2 separate regions of the Homo sapiens genome follow, and region 2 is linked to region 1. The links are chromatin contacts, found by Hi-C or POLR2A ChIA-PET in ENCODE. All regions are on one chromosome and are shown on one strand. The core of a region is the stretch at or near the end of the contact, and the rest is flanking DNA. Distances in the headings are between cores, read along the strand shown. Region 1 holds the start of PYGL (glycogen phosphorylase L). Region 2 overlaps NIN (ninein).

Region 1 (6,947 bases), core at 2,024-4,523:
ACTTGTCCTATGAGTTCTGGACTGTTTGTTCAGCTACTTACAAACGCCATTTCGTTACAGCAGCCACGGGGAAGCAGTGGATGAGAAGCAGGAATAATATAGGCCATTGTGAGTAAGGCTGCTATAAACATGTGAGCCACTGAAATCTGATACTTTTTCAGGGATCCATAGTTTCTGGTTCTTTCTGGTCAAGAGAGGCTAAAGGAAAGGTTTTTAAAGATATTAATTTTCTTAGTCAAGTAACTTAACCTCTCAAGGCCTCAGTGTCCTAGACTAGCACAGAACAAGCAGATGAAACAAAGTTTATATCAGAATGTCAACTGAAAAAGTATCATTTACCATAAATGGAAGATAATTGTATTAAATTCTAGTTAGATGCTAAAACTTCAAGAACTTTTAGAGTCTGTACCTGCATTCTGTTAAAAATATAGATTAAAAAATGCTAACATGTTAACACAAAGGACTTTCCAGAAAGACTTAAAGAAAAGTGAAAGGGGAATAACTGTCTTGCAATGTAATTCATTGTCGTTTAAGACTGGGTCTATGGAACACCCTAAATCACCTGGTTCCATCACGTTCTTTTTAACATGGAGATGGATAGTTTTTCCCCATACTCTATATATTGAGCATTCTATAGTTCATGATTTTTCTGCATAGAGAATTGTTCAAGCCGGGGGTGCAGGCTCACCGACTGGATAGTGAATCAAGAAAATAGTGTGTTCATTAGTTCATCATTACCCTGAGTTTCCAACAAGAATTTAGTACAGGAAAGTAGACAGCGGAGCTGGGAGCCATCTATTTGAAACTGTCTTAAGCAAAACTAAGAAACCGAGTAAGCTTGCTTTTGGTGTCTTTCATCCCTTCTTGTGTGCCCCCTAATTATTCACTCCCCAATGCCCAGACATTATGATGCCTTCTCCTGCTCAGAGACCTTTCTGGGAGGAAGACCTACTCAGACCTGGTATTCCCTCATCCTAGGCTCTACCCTATTTTTCATCCAGCTGTTAAAGCTGAGTGACTAATTTCACACTTATGTACGAATGACCCATAACTGGCTTAATGCTGTGACCATCTTGGGGGTATTCAAAGCTGATAAACACTTTTTTAAGTTATATAATAATCAAAGAAGCTTATCTTTCTGCTTTATTTCAAATTTCACCCCACAGGCCTTACTTATTTTTAAGATCAATGATTTTGATGGGCCCCCCCTTCCCACTCTTAATTCAGGGTATTTCTGGCCCCATCCGGATCCAAACTCTAATGCTCATCTCTTCCATACTGTCCTTTGCAGGTCATCGGTATTGCAAGAGTTGCATAAGGCCCAATTCAGTCTCTGCCCCAAAAGCTCAAGTCCAAACTTCAGAATCTGGGAGGACAAGGATTCAGGAAATTTTGTCAGAACTATGAGCTTTGAACTTTCACTTTTATGGTGAGGGTCACATTTGGTCTGAATCAATTAATCCATTACCCGCCCCCCCCCCCCCCCCCACCACCACCATGTGTGAATTCAAAATAATCAACTTGGGTTTATTATAAAAAACAAAATATATTAATATAAGTATACTAAGATTTTTCTAGAAAACTTGGCCGGGCGCGGTGGCTCACGCCTGTAATCCCAGCACTTTGGGAGACCGAGGAGGGCGGATCACAAGGTCAGGAGATCGAGACCATCCTGGCTAACACGGTGAAACCCCATCTGTACTAAAAATACAAAAAATTAGCCGGGCGTGGTGGCGGGCGCCTGTAGTCCCAGCTACTCGGGAGGCTGAGGCGGGAGAATGGCGTGAACCCGGGAGGCGGAGCTTGCAGTGAGCCCAGATCGCGCCACTGCACTCTGCCTGGGTAACAGAGTGAGACCCTGTCTCAAAAAACAACAAACAAATAAACTTAGAAGAATATATGTGACTATTGGCCGGGCGCGGTGGCTCACGCCTGTAATCCCAGCCCTTTGGGAGGCCGAGGCGGGCAGATCACGAGGTCAGGAGATAGAGACCATCCTGGCTAACATGGTGAAACCCTGTCTCTACTAAAAATAAAAAAATAAAAAATAAAAAATGCGAGGTGGCGGGCGCCTGTAGTCCCAGCTATTCAGGAGGCTGAAGCAGGAGAATGGCGTGAACCCGGGAGGCGGAGCTTGCAGTGAGCCGAGATCGCGCCACTGCACTCCAGCCTGGGCAACAGAGTGAGACTCCGTCTCAAAAAAAAAAAAAAAAGAAGAAGAAGAAAGAAAAAGAAAAGAAAAAGGAAAAAGAAAACTTAATTCTGGCAATGGACTGTTTCTAAAATAATATATTAATACTACTTAATGAGGAAGAAAAAACCTCTGACATCCTAAAATGCCAAGTGTTTGCCTTTACCAAGGTTTAAGCACACATAAACACGCATATTCAAATACCACCCAAAGTGGAGGTGCAAAGATCAGCCTGTACCGCACAGTAACACAGACTGGGTTGTTTTTTGTAAAGAAGGCAACTAGTCCAGTGAGTAATCCCTTCATTTTCCACACACATACCCTTCTGTTTTCTCCCTCTCCTCCCCCCACACCCTCCACTGCAGTTAAAACGTAATTCGAAGAAGCCTAAGGTAAAAGCCCCTGCCGCATAATGACCCTAGAGCTTCACCTCACCTACTCTGATTCTTAGTAACCTACCTCTAAGGATGAGAGACAGGGTGCTACGAGCGGGGCGAACTTTGGTCCAGGAGTTAAGAAACCTGAACCCTGGAGTCCTCAAAAAAAATGAATGAAAATAACAGAGGCGCCCTGAGGATCCAAGCTGGGGCGGTGCCAAGGGCTGGCAAGTGAGGTTGGGACAACAGAAGTCAAACGTGCCGTCCTTCCAGATCCCGGCGCTTATGGCGGAAGCCACTCCAGGTGAGAAATCCTAACAGTCATAATGGCATAACAAATAAACATCGGCAAAACAGCAGTCTGCCAACGACGTGCTTCCCTACACAGACGTCCTCCTGTCTCCACACTCTAGAGGGGAGAGGCGGAACAAATGCTGCCTCCGCAGATTTTGGAAATCCGGAAGGGAGCCTCCGAGCCCAGGTCCCGGGCTGGCAGGGGTCTCGCCGGCGCTTGGACCTCGTCTCCCACCCCCGAGCCCACTGCGGCCCCAGAGCCTCGGGAGGGGCCGGGCACTTCCTCTGCCCTCCGGCCTGGGGCAGGGGCCGGGACGCGGTGGGAGTGCAGCGGGGACGGCACCGCCCGAGGGGGCGGGCCCCAAACTTTCGTGCGCGTTGAAAGCTGCTGGCGCGGCGGGGCGGACTCCACCCCTGCCCGGCAGCCCAGCGCCTCCGGCCGCACTTCCAGCTCTCTGCGCAGCCCGCCGCGCAGCCCGCCGCCCCAGCCATGGCGAAGCCCCTGACGGACCAGGAGAAGCGGCGGCAGATCAGCATCCGCGGCATCGTGGGCGTGGAGAACGTGGCAGAGCTGAAGAAGAGTTTCAACCGGCACCTGCACTTCACGCTGGTCAAGGACCGCAACGTGGCCACCACCCGCGACTACTACTTCGCGCTGGCGCACACGGTGCGCGACCACCTGGTGGGGCGCTGGATCCGCACGCAGCAGCACTACTACGACAAGTGCCCCAAGGTAACCGGGGGCGGGACGGCGGGCCGGGGTCCAGCCCGGAGTCGGAGTCTCCGGCCGCGGCCGGGCGGGACGAGGTGGAGAACCCCTCAGAGTGGTCCCTTGCACCCGGTCCTTGCCCCGAAGTCCAGAGGAGACGTGTCTAGGCTGTGGGCGGGCAGCCTGGGGGACAGATTAGGCCTCCCAACAGACGCCGAACTCATGTCTCCGAGGTGCCACCCGCCAGTGTCCCGCCCAAACCACTGTGCCGTCCGCCCCTGGAAACCGCCAGGTGGGCAAAAGCCCAGGCCCCTCTCGCCTGTCCACTTCACAAACTTTTTTGGAACTTTGACTCTCAGCATTTAATCAAGAGGTGACGGGGGCCTCTTGTCCTGTATGCCGGACACTATTCTCTGCCCTGGACACTCAGCCCTAAACAAAAGGGACAAAAATCTTGCCTTGCTGGAGCTTGGTATTTTGGGAGGGGAGACAAACGCCGAGCTGGGAAAAGGTCGTAAGTCTCAGGCCTCTGGGAGTGGCTAAGTGTGGTGCAGAGGAGGGGCAGGGTCCCGCTCCAAGCGTAGAGCGCCGCCCACCCATTCTCCTGAGTGGGTGTAGCTCCTGGAATTCCGTGAGTCTTTCGCAAAGGCGGCCCAGGGCCAGGCAATGCCCTGGACTCGTCCTCCCCGAAGACACACACTCCCCCGACCCTTAGCCCTTCCACACCCGAGGCCTGCCCCCAGAGCTGCTGAGGAAGGCTGGTCAGGGACCACCTCCATCCACGGCGTGGGGGCGGGAGCAGAGACCTCCTTAGGGTGATTTTGGACCTACAGAGGGACAATATCTCTGCCTGACAGTTTGCGAAGAGGGCGAGAGGCAGTGGGGAAGGACTGGGGAGGACATGGCAGGGAGAGGGATTGTGTGCAGGCTGGAGTGAGGGCGGGTGTGAGTCTGTATTGGGAGAGGAAACTGGAGAAGCCAGGTAGAGACATATTGGAAAGAATAAAAGATTGGGATACATCCCAGGGGCAGTGGGAAATATATATAAACATTTATTAGAACTTTTTAATTATGTAAAGGTGTGAAGAAAAAAAAATGGTCTATAATCCCAGTGCCCAAGAAACCCCATAGGAATTTTTAAGAAAGGAAATGAATGTAAATTCTCATAGTAAGAAATTGCAACTGTAACAGTTTTCAAATGGAAAGTAACTCTTCTTCACCCCAAAGACCTAGGCCTCCACCAAGGTAGCAACTGCTAAAATGTATCCTTAAAAATTTAAATGCACCTTAGAAAACACTTTATGTATACATATATTTACTGTTTTGTTGTTTTGTTTTGTTTTGTTTTGTTTTGTTTTGTTTGAGACAGAGTCTCACTCTCGCCCAGGCTGAATGAAGTGCAGCGGCGCCATCTTGGCTCACTGCATCCTTCGCCTCCAGGGTTGAAGCGATTCTCCTGCCTCAGACTCTCGAGTAGCTGGGACTACAGGCTCCTACCACTACACCTGGCTAAGTTTGTATTTTTAGTAGAGACAAGGTTTCACCATGTTGGCCAGGCTGCTCTCAAACTCCTGGCCTCAAATGATCCTCCTTCCTTGGCCTCCCAAAGTGCTGGGATTACAGGTGTGAGCCACCACACTCGGCCACTATCTTTTAAAAATTTATTTACACAAAGGGAATGCTACTAAGTACACCATACTGCGCCTCTCATTAAAAATTATTTTTAACAATTTTAAGCGGAAGGGTGGGACACTGAGCATATATTAGAAACACACACTCACGCCTCTGTAGCATTTAGCATCATAGAGCACCAGAGAATCTTGTATGTTTTTCCTTCAGTGGCTTATGCAGTGCTTTATGGTTTTCCTGGTTCTCCGGCCAGTTTCTTCACTGGGCTCTCCTTTTCTACGTGAGTGCAGATATAAGCCAGGAATTCCGACGTGTGTAAATTCTGATAGCGATACACTGGGGATACAACAATGAACATGTTTCATTCCACACGTGTTCATCAAATATCTACTCCATCACAGTCGTCTGTCTAAACAGGATGGTTCCTGCCCTCATAAAGTAGAGCAAGTAGGTGTGTCCAAGCTCCTCTCCCACCTCCCTTGCTCTCCAATAACTGTGCAGATGAATCCCAAATATGGATCCCTAGTCTGAATTCCTTTTCTAACTCTATGCGTACATTTCTGAGTGTTTAGTGAACATATCTAGATATCTTCCTATTTCCTCAAACTCAGTACGTTAAAAACTCAAACCATTATTTCTCCCAATCCTGCCCCATCTTCCCGTGTTTTGTTTTGTTTTGTGACAGAGTCTCACTCTGTCACCCATGTTGGAGTGCAATGATGCAATCTCGGCTCACTGCAACCTCTGCCTCTCGGGTTCAAGTGATTCTCCTGCCTTAGCCTCCTGAGTAGCTGGGATTACAGGTGCATGCCACCATGCCCAGCTACTTTTTGTATTTTTAGTAGCGACAGGATTCCACCATTTGGACAGGCTGGTCTCGAACTCCTGACCTGGTGATCCACCCACCTCGGCCTCCCAAAGTGCTGGGATTACAGGCATGAGCCACCACGACTGGCCTCTGTGTTTTTTGTTTTCATGCCATTGTCATCTTGACAATCCAGACGCAAACTTTAGTCTCACTTTTTGCCGTTCAACTGTTTGCCAATTTCTGTTGATTTCTATAGGTTCCCTTGAATGACGTGCTCTCCTCCATTATCTCTTCCTGCCTTGGTGAGGCTCTAGCTACCCATTTGTTGCAGCTGACTTCACGTGGTTATTTTGCTTTCCAGAAGTGGTAAAACCGGCAGCCTGAGGCTGAATAAGGATAGCAGACATACTTTGTTGGCCAAGACATTTTTCAGGAATTTAATTTTTAGCGCCTGTGGTCAGGACTTGCACACTCCATTTCTTAGCCCAGTACTCTTCTTTGTTTTATGTGACCTCAATTACACATTTATTTTCTCTGCCTAGCTCCTGAAGGCATTTGAGTATATGATCCCGTCTCATTCTGTGCATTGTGGTCTGCTCAAGCTTCCTAAAGCAACGCATCTTGCCCCTGCTCAATTATCATTGGCTCCTCTTGCCTGCCATAGAACTTAAGCAAGTATTCGAAAGCACTTCTCAGTCCAGGTGGGCCTGTTCTTCCCTTGTTATCTTCCATTACCCTCTGTACCCACCTTGCTCTCCCAACAAACCAATCCCCACTCTGGGCCCCCGATTCACTTGCAGTGTCCTTCCTACCACATTTCTATGCTCAACTCTTGCCTGTCCTGCAAGTCTCAGGTTTATTGACAGGTGTTCCAGAGGTCTTCCCGGAAGTACCCAGGCCCTCTGACTAATGCTGGGGATAAAAATAAAACATACAATT
Region 2 (6,947 bases), core at 2,934-5,433, 150 kb after region 1:
TTTTTAACTCTCGAATCAGATGTTTTCCCCACGTGCTCTGTAGAGACTGTCACTCACTTCCACATTACTCCAGTGGAGGGTTGAAGCAAGGTTTCTCTACTGTCCCCTGCTCATAACCAAGCATTTGGCTTATGGAATAAAACCTAGATCATTAAACTAGGTCAGGTTGGACTGCCTCAAAGCCACCTTCCTCTGATTGGTGTGTCTCATAATAAGCTTTCCAGGGATGGGGTCTGAGACACCTCCAGGCAAGCTGGGCTTGTCTGCTTTCCTTTGAAGCCCACTTTAATTTTTGTAGTGATGCCAAATAGGAGAAATGGAAAATGGGAAAGAAGGAAAAATGACTCAGAAGCTTAACAATCCAGGGAGAATCATAAATACACTTTCAAGGAACTCAAACACTGAAACACTGAAAGCATGGCAGTCATTTATACTTTGTTTTGATAGCATTTCTTTTTGTTTTGTTTCGTTTCTGTTTTTGAGATGGAGTCTTGCCCTGTTGCCCAGGCTGGAGTGCAGTGGCGCAGTCTCGGCTCACTGCAGCCTCTGCCTCCTAGGTTCAACCGATTCTCCTGCCTCAGCCTCCCAAGTTTCTGGGACTACAGTCACGAGCCGCCACGCCTGGCTAATTTTTGTATTTAATAGAGTCCAGGTTTCGCCATATTGGCCAGGCATTTCATGTCCCTTCTTGGAGCTGGTGATTGGAGCAGATACTCTCACCTGTGGAAGCTCTGTGATGTCAATAATTTCGTTTCTTAATAAACCAAAAGCCTCCATGTTATCTGACATAGATAAGATTATTCCAGAATGACACCCTGAAAAATAAAGGTTCCATCTGGATGTGCTCAGAAAGTAAATAAACGTAGCCCCAGGGTTGCAGTTTTGGATCTCTTCCATTAGGCATGGTCAGAAAGGGTCAAGGCATTCTTTAACTTGAGTGGGTAAGAGTGTCTTATAATCCCCATGGTTCGGTGGACATCTGCTGTTCAGTTCTAAATCTCTGATTGAGATTGATGAGGAGAATCATAGTGTTTTCAGCGCTTAACCTAGCAAGGGCTGTTGACCGTGAATGTTCTCTCTGAACATCGTTAGCTTTGCTGTCTCTGTTCCCATCGTATCATGTTAAGTGCAATGAGGCGGATGCTCTAAATGGGAGAGGGATGTCTGAGTGTGTCATTCTTAGAGGTGACTATTTTTAAATGGTGTGATTAGTCCACTTCGTTATTGGTCACTTGCATGGTTTGGAAAATAAAGTGATGAGAAAACTTTAACCCATTTTTCTTTGTGTGTGCTAATGTCTTTATTCCAAAAAGGTTACATAGTTTAATAGATGTCTCTAGAAATTGACTTTATCATGTTCGTACGTTCTATGAAGGATATTAACTTAAAGTTTGCTTAAATTGGTTATTATAATAAGATAATGAAATAAACAATTTAATGCCTGGCAATGCAAAAATAAATGAGTAAATAAACCAAAACTCCACAGGGTCCCTGCTGGCTCACAATCTGTTACCTTTTATTGCTTAGAAAAAGAGCTGTTTTGAATCCACCACTGCATCTACCCTATGCACTACGTGGGGTAGTGAGTAGTAAACAACCAGGGAACCATTTCATCCACCGGTAGGTTTGGGATTAGATCACAATGGATTTTTAAAAGATAGTTGTTTTCTCCCACTGCTTTTTTTTTTTTTTTTTTTAACCTCTGAATAAGTGCAGCATGCAATAAGAGCTCCTTCGCCACTTCCATCCCCAGGACACAACTTTGTTCTTATACTGGGAAAATACTGTGGTTCATTATCCAAGGTTCTAAGTGTTCCTTTTAATCTTTTCCAAACCCCTATAGTCACTAATGGTGTATCTTGTTGTCTGCCACCAAAATTTAAGAATATGTAATAAATTAAGGATGGTTCTGCATTGCCTCTTATCTGACTAGCATCTGTGGGTGTCAGCTGCCAACAAGTAGCTCGGGTGTCTGGGCCGCTCCTGAATGGTCACAAGCTGACACACTGTCTTCTGATAAAAGGTACCTTCAAATATGCATGCAATTTTCAGTATAAATTTTGTATGCTTAAACACTTCCTGTAAGAGAATCACTCGACCTAATAAAATGACTTCACTGGGACTTTTTTAAAGCTGGATATAAATATCACTAGAAATTATATAGCTACCATAAATACTTCACTCTGAGCTTTGCTGAGCATGTTCAGAATGTGTCTGGCCACATTTGTGAAGATAGTGAAATCCGAGCTTGTCCCAGAGGGAAGGACATGGCGGGGAGGTGTTTAGTCAAAGAGGGTCGCCAGTCCTCCCTGGGAAACTGTAAAGTAATGGCTAAACCCCAGCATGGTTTCAATGGTGATAAAGGAACGGTCGTTCTTTTAGTTCTTATCTAATCAACTATTGTCGTTTTTATAATACGTGTACATAATCTCATTTAAAAGTCTACATGTCTGAGTTCAGACATACCTTGCTAAGACTCATGTTCAAACAGAATACATATCTGTTCTCGAGAGAGTATGAATATGTGGACAGCAAGACAACAGAAATCAAAGCATTGTCATCTTTTGTACTTTAATGAAACATTTTATTCTGATGCTGTACAAGGTGCTAAAAAATCTATAGCTGAGATAACATTTGAATAGAGTGAAGTATTTATTTTATTGCTTTAAAGCTCCAATTGTAGAAAAAGCTTAGCCTGTAGTTGTGGCGGTGGAGGTGGTGGTGGTGGTGGTGATGGCAGTGGTGATGGCAGCAGTGGTGGTGATGGTAACGGGGAAGGTGGTCAGTGTTGAACCTGAGACAAGTGATGTCAAAATGCTGAAGTCCTTCTTTAAGATCAAGAGATGACTCTCACCTCATGCACATTCCTTTTTATTTTGTACAACACCGATGCTTACAAAGAGATAAAATAATACAATTTTTTTTACTGTGGTTTCACATTTGCTATTTTATTTTACTGTTTTTAATTTTACAATGAGATCTTGATGCCGGGTTTCATATACGTAACTAGCTGTCATTAATTGCTTAGAATGTGTTGTGTCCGTTTCTTTGTTTTGTCATCTGCTTGTCTGATAGATCAGAGAGTGGAATGGTTAACAGAGGAATCACTGAGGTAGGGGAGGGTGTTTCAGACTAATTGATGTGGATACTGAGTATACAGTGCTGATTTGGTGTCTGTTGTATTACCATTTTCTAAGACTTCCTCCAAGGTGTCTCTTTGTTAATATGATGTCTCCCCATCCTGCTGGAAAACCCAGCTTAATAAACAGAACAAATGTGACCCCTCACCTTTTCCTGACCTTAATCCTCTGCAATTAAGTCAGATCCCTTGCTGCCATTGTTGGATTGCTCCCGTCATGTGCAGATATATACTCACGGTCCCATAAATCGTTCAGAATTAGAAGGCGTGCTCTGCATCTGACCTGATGGCTCATATACACCCACAGCCACCACAATTGGCAAACAGTGGTGGTTTATTTTGAGGTTGGTATAAGAGGCTGTGTCCGATGGCTGTGAGTGGCAGCTAAGAACTGAGATTCTCATGTCATGTGGCCTCAACTCTTGTCTCCTCTCTCAGACTGCTCACTAGAAGCTCAGCCCAAATATGTTAGAGGTGGGAAGCGTTACGGACGAAGGTCCTTGCCCGAGTTCCAAGAGTCCGTGGAGGAGTTTCCTGAAGTGACGGTGATTGAGCCACTGGATGAAGAAGCGCGGCCTTCACACATCCCAGCCGGTGACTGCAGTGAGGTAAGGAATCGGGCATGCACGTTCATCTGGATCATGAGTGTGGAGCCCCACGTCAGTGCAGCACAGAGACAGGGGAGCTGAGGGGGTTGATGGCACGATGTGGGCTTTTCTCAGTTACCAACTCCTTGCTAATCTTATTACTTGCCTTTTGGACATATATAATGTTTCTATCTTTTGAATGTTTTTACCTCGTTTCAGCTTTTGGAGAGCTGACATTTCTGTGCATGCGTCATGTACACATTTAGAGTTCAGGTATTTCCACATCATCTGAGGTCTCCCACTTCTAGTTCTTGAATATCTCTCTCCTCTATAGCATGATCATTTTTAGTTATTTAAAAGGCGAACCAGCTCCTCCCCCTCCCTTGCCCCAAACTATAAAACAGCATCTGTAGCAGGAAATGAAAGCAACGCGTTCAGGCATTTTGAAAGCCTGCATCTTATCTTTTGTAGTGTGATAAAGCAGCTCGAACACTTGGTTTTTGCCTCAAGATACTGAGCCTGGGGTGCTTTCCAGTGCCCAGCAGTTGCCATGGTTCTTTCTGCTGGATTCCTTGCACCCAGGCCTGTCTCGTTCTCCAGCATGTGGAGAGTCGCCAGCCTCCCTCATCCCCCATCTTTTCATTTTGCATATTGCCATAATCTACCAATAAAGGAGGTTCAGTAACATTTTCTTTATTCTTTCTTTATGGCTCATTTACCAGCATCCCATTTATAGAACATGATTGAAAATGCCATGCTGAGCAAGCTGTAAATATTTCTTGCAAATCCCAGCTCAGACTGGGGCTACAGATATTTCAGATACTAATATAAATTGGAAAAGAAACAAAGCGCCTCAACTTTCTGAAAGTGGTCTGTAGATTGCCAGTGGACTCTGTGTGTGTGTGTGTGTGTGTGTGTGTGTGTGCGCGTGCACCTGTGTGTTCATTGTGGTCTAACATCCATGTTCAGCTTACTGAAATCTACAGGAAGCTTGCTCCCAATAATGGCCCCAGCAATCAGACATCCAGTGTCCTCCTCAACTTTCCAGAATACCCCAAAATCCAAAAATAACAAAAAAGAGCCCAAGTGTTGAGCCCAAGTGTTGGCAATAAATACGGAAATTTATAAGGACACATGACCAGTCTGCTGATCGGGGTCTGCATCATTTTTTTTTAAAAAAACAAATGACACTTGTCCTTCACCACAAGTGAAGCAGCAGTGGCAGAAATGTTATTGAGAAGAGAGGGAGAAAAGCAACTAAAAGAGAGAAGAGAGAAAAAAAAAACCCACAAAAGTGGTATAAGAGTAGTGTGGATGAGAAGTGACAGCTGAAAATAGAAAAAGCCAAAAGCAGAAAAAGCTGAGAACAGTTTCAGGAGTCCTTCTCCTTTCTTGGGTCTCTTTGCGAATTGAGATAGGGGTCTTTCCCCAGTAAAACACATATACTCATATGCACAAAAATTTTACATATACAATCTCAGGGATGCAAGTAATTTACATACTTCAGTTAGTACAGTGTTCGTAATAGTTTTCTTATTGTCAGGAAGGGTATCATAAAGTCTGTTCTATAACCCTGAGTGGTGTGGAATGTACTTCTTTATGAAAAAAATGGTTAAATGTCTCAGTACTTGAGCAGGTAAGTTTTTGTTATTTGGAAAACACTTTTAAGTTTAATAACTCATTTCCCCAACTATTTCAGTCCCCAGGGTATTATTTGGTACTAAGAAAGTAAATGCTTACTTTTTTTTTGACATGAGTTTCTAGTCCTCATCTAGGAATACGCAGAAAGCTGTTGGGCAGAGCTGACTTTGTTGCTGGCAACATGTTTCTTATATCCTTGTTATATGTTATCTACTGGTGCCCAGGGAGATTTACTATTTTTAAAGTGAGACTTTGATTTCATGTATAAATAAAGATAAGAGTTGAGGCCTGAGCCTGGGCAAAATCTTGTGGCTTATGTCTCAGTAAAATGGTATTTTGGGAGTATCATTTCACCCTTGATGTACTTACAACTTCCCTTAACTCCTCCAGAAACCTCTTAGATATGACCTCTTGATGCTATACACAGAAGCTGTAGCATTCACCACCCTCCATCAGCAGAACTGCAAATAGAGGCCCGGAGAGGGTCATTTCTCTGGATTTCTGTTCTCAGCGAGGACTCCAACTGACTCAACTTCGCTATTCTGTTATATCCCACACCAGAGCAATGCCTGTAGGAATACAAGATAACACCTTTGTACCACACCTTTTTTAATTACCAAAAGTGGACTCACACCAAAGCTCATCCAACTGCTTTCTTGCCTAAAAAGAAAGTGTTTTGTAAGCTGAATTGTGCCTGTCAGTTTTCAAATCACTTCATCTCTTTAAAAAATTAAGTTTCAGTGCTGGGCATGGTGGCTCATGCCTCCCAGCACTTTGGGAGGCCAAGGCAGGAGGATCACTTGAGCCCAGGAGTTCAAGACCAGCCCGGGCAACATAATGAGACCTTGTTTCTACGAAACTCAAAAAAATTAACTGAGCATGGTGGTGCATGCCCTTTGGTCCCAGCTACTGGGGAGGCTGAGGTGGAAGGATTGCTTGAACCCAAGAGACAGAGGTTGCAGTGAGCCGAGATCGTGCCACTGCACTCCAGCCTGGGTGACAGAGCAAGACCTTGTCTCCAAAAAAAAAGTAATAGCTTCACACAAGACATTTTCGATGTTCCTGTTGGCGGTTAAAAAAGGCAAAGCCCAGCTTTGCACAGCAGCTGTGGTTATGGGTCACACTCACTGCCTTCACACCTGTGTATGCAGGAATCTTGTGGTACAGCCTTGTCAATGCATCAGTCTTGTTACTTACTGTTATGGCAAGACAGCATTCCTGTTTCTGGTCAGTTTCCATATTAGGCTTAGCAGTTGAGGGCCATTCTGTTGGCCTATAGAAGTTCATGCAATGGGCAGCACAAGCTTGCTCTGGAAACCTCTGTCCCTTCTACAGAAGCTGTGCAGGTCTCTTAGGAGACCCAGTGATCTTGCCTGTTCTAGAGTGGCCCCCAGCTGCAGAGTGTGGGAAGGAAAAAAAATTCTCAATGACGTGTGGGATTGATTTCTTCCTCTTATAATGAATTCTGAATCTGACAGATCTTGTTTTTTGTTTGTTTGTTTTGTTTTGTTTTGTTTTCTTGAGATGGAGTCTCGCTCTGTCGCCCAGGCTGGAGTGCAGTGGCGCAACCTCGGCTCGTT

The links. Hi-C counts contacts between places; a loop is a spot of excess contacts on that map. ChIA-PET counts read pairs that join two places held with the same protein, here RNA polymerase II (POLR2A). Pooled maps may share reads with other maps.
Region 2: a map of PC-3 shows a loop between it and region 1 (3-fold over the local background). The contact joins the enhancer-like site here to the promoter of PYGL in region 1. A Hi-C loop is called at or near these places in 2 of 168 maps with a recorded cell type or tissue (K562 and PC-3) and 5 of 50 pooled maps. POLR2A ChIA-PET finds 5 or more read pairs at or near these places in 1 of 52 experiments (activated CD8-positive, alpha-beta T cell).

Annotation. Positions count from the first base shown.
Region 1 is chr14:50,940,809-50,947,755 of GRCh38, reverse strand. PYGL (glycogen phosphorylase L) reads left to right here and starts at 3,273. Exons shown (of 20, transcript NM_002863.5): 1 at 3,273-3,595. The coding sequence starts at 3,353. It overlaps LOC124903314 (a long non-coding RNA gene), which reads left to right and starts at 5,166. Exons shown (of 2, transcript XR_007064163.1): 1 at 5,166-5,647; 2 at 6,551-6,947. It overlaps LOC400212 (a long non-coding RNA gene), which reads left to right. Exons shown (of 4, transcript NR_170195.1): 3 at 1-108; 4 at 1,292-1,466. RefSeq lists a silencer at 3,094-3,253 and an enhancer at 3,922-4,445.
Region 2 is chr14:50,789,512-50,796,458 of GRCh38, reverse strand. NIN (ninein) reads left to right here. Exons shown (of 31, transcript NM_020921.4): 5 at 3,578-3,747. Among named protein-coding and RNA genes, the nearest start is that of NIN, 38 kb to the left of the region's middle. RefSeq lists enhancers at 4,334-4,383, 5,750-5,889, 6,330-6,439, 6,770-6,819, 6,860-6,909 and a silencer at 5,126-5,185. Within about 2 kb of position 4,183, at least 11 of the 41 ENCODE cell types and tissues checked have a DNase peak (open chromatin) inside an H3K27ac peak, as active enhancers do.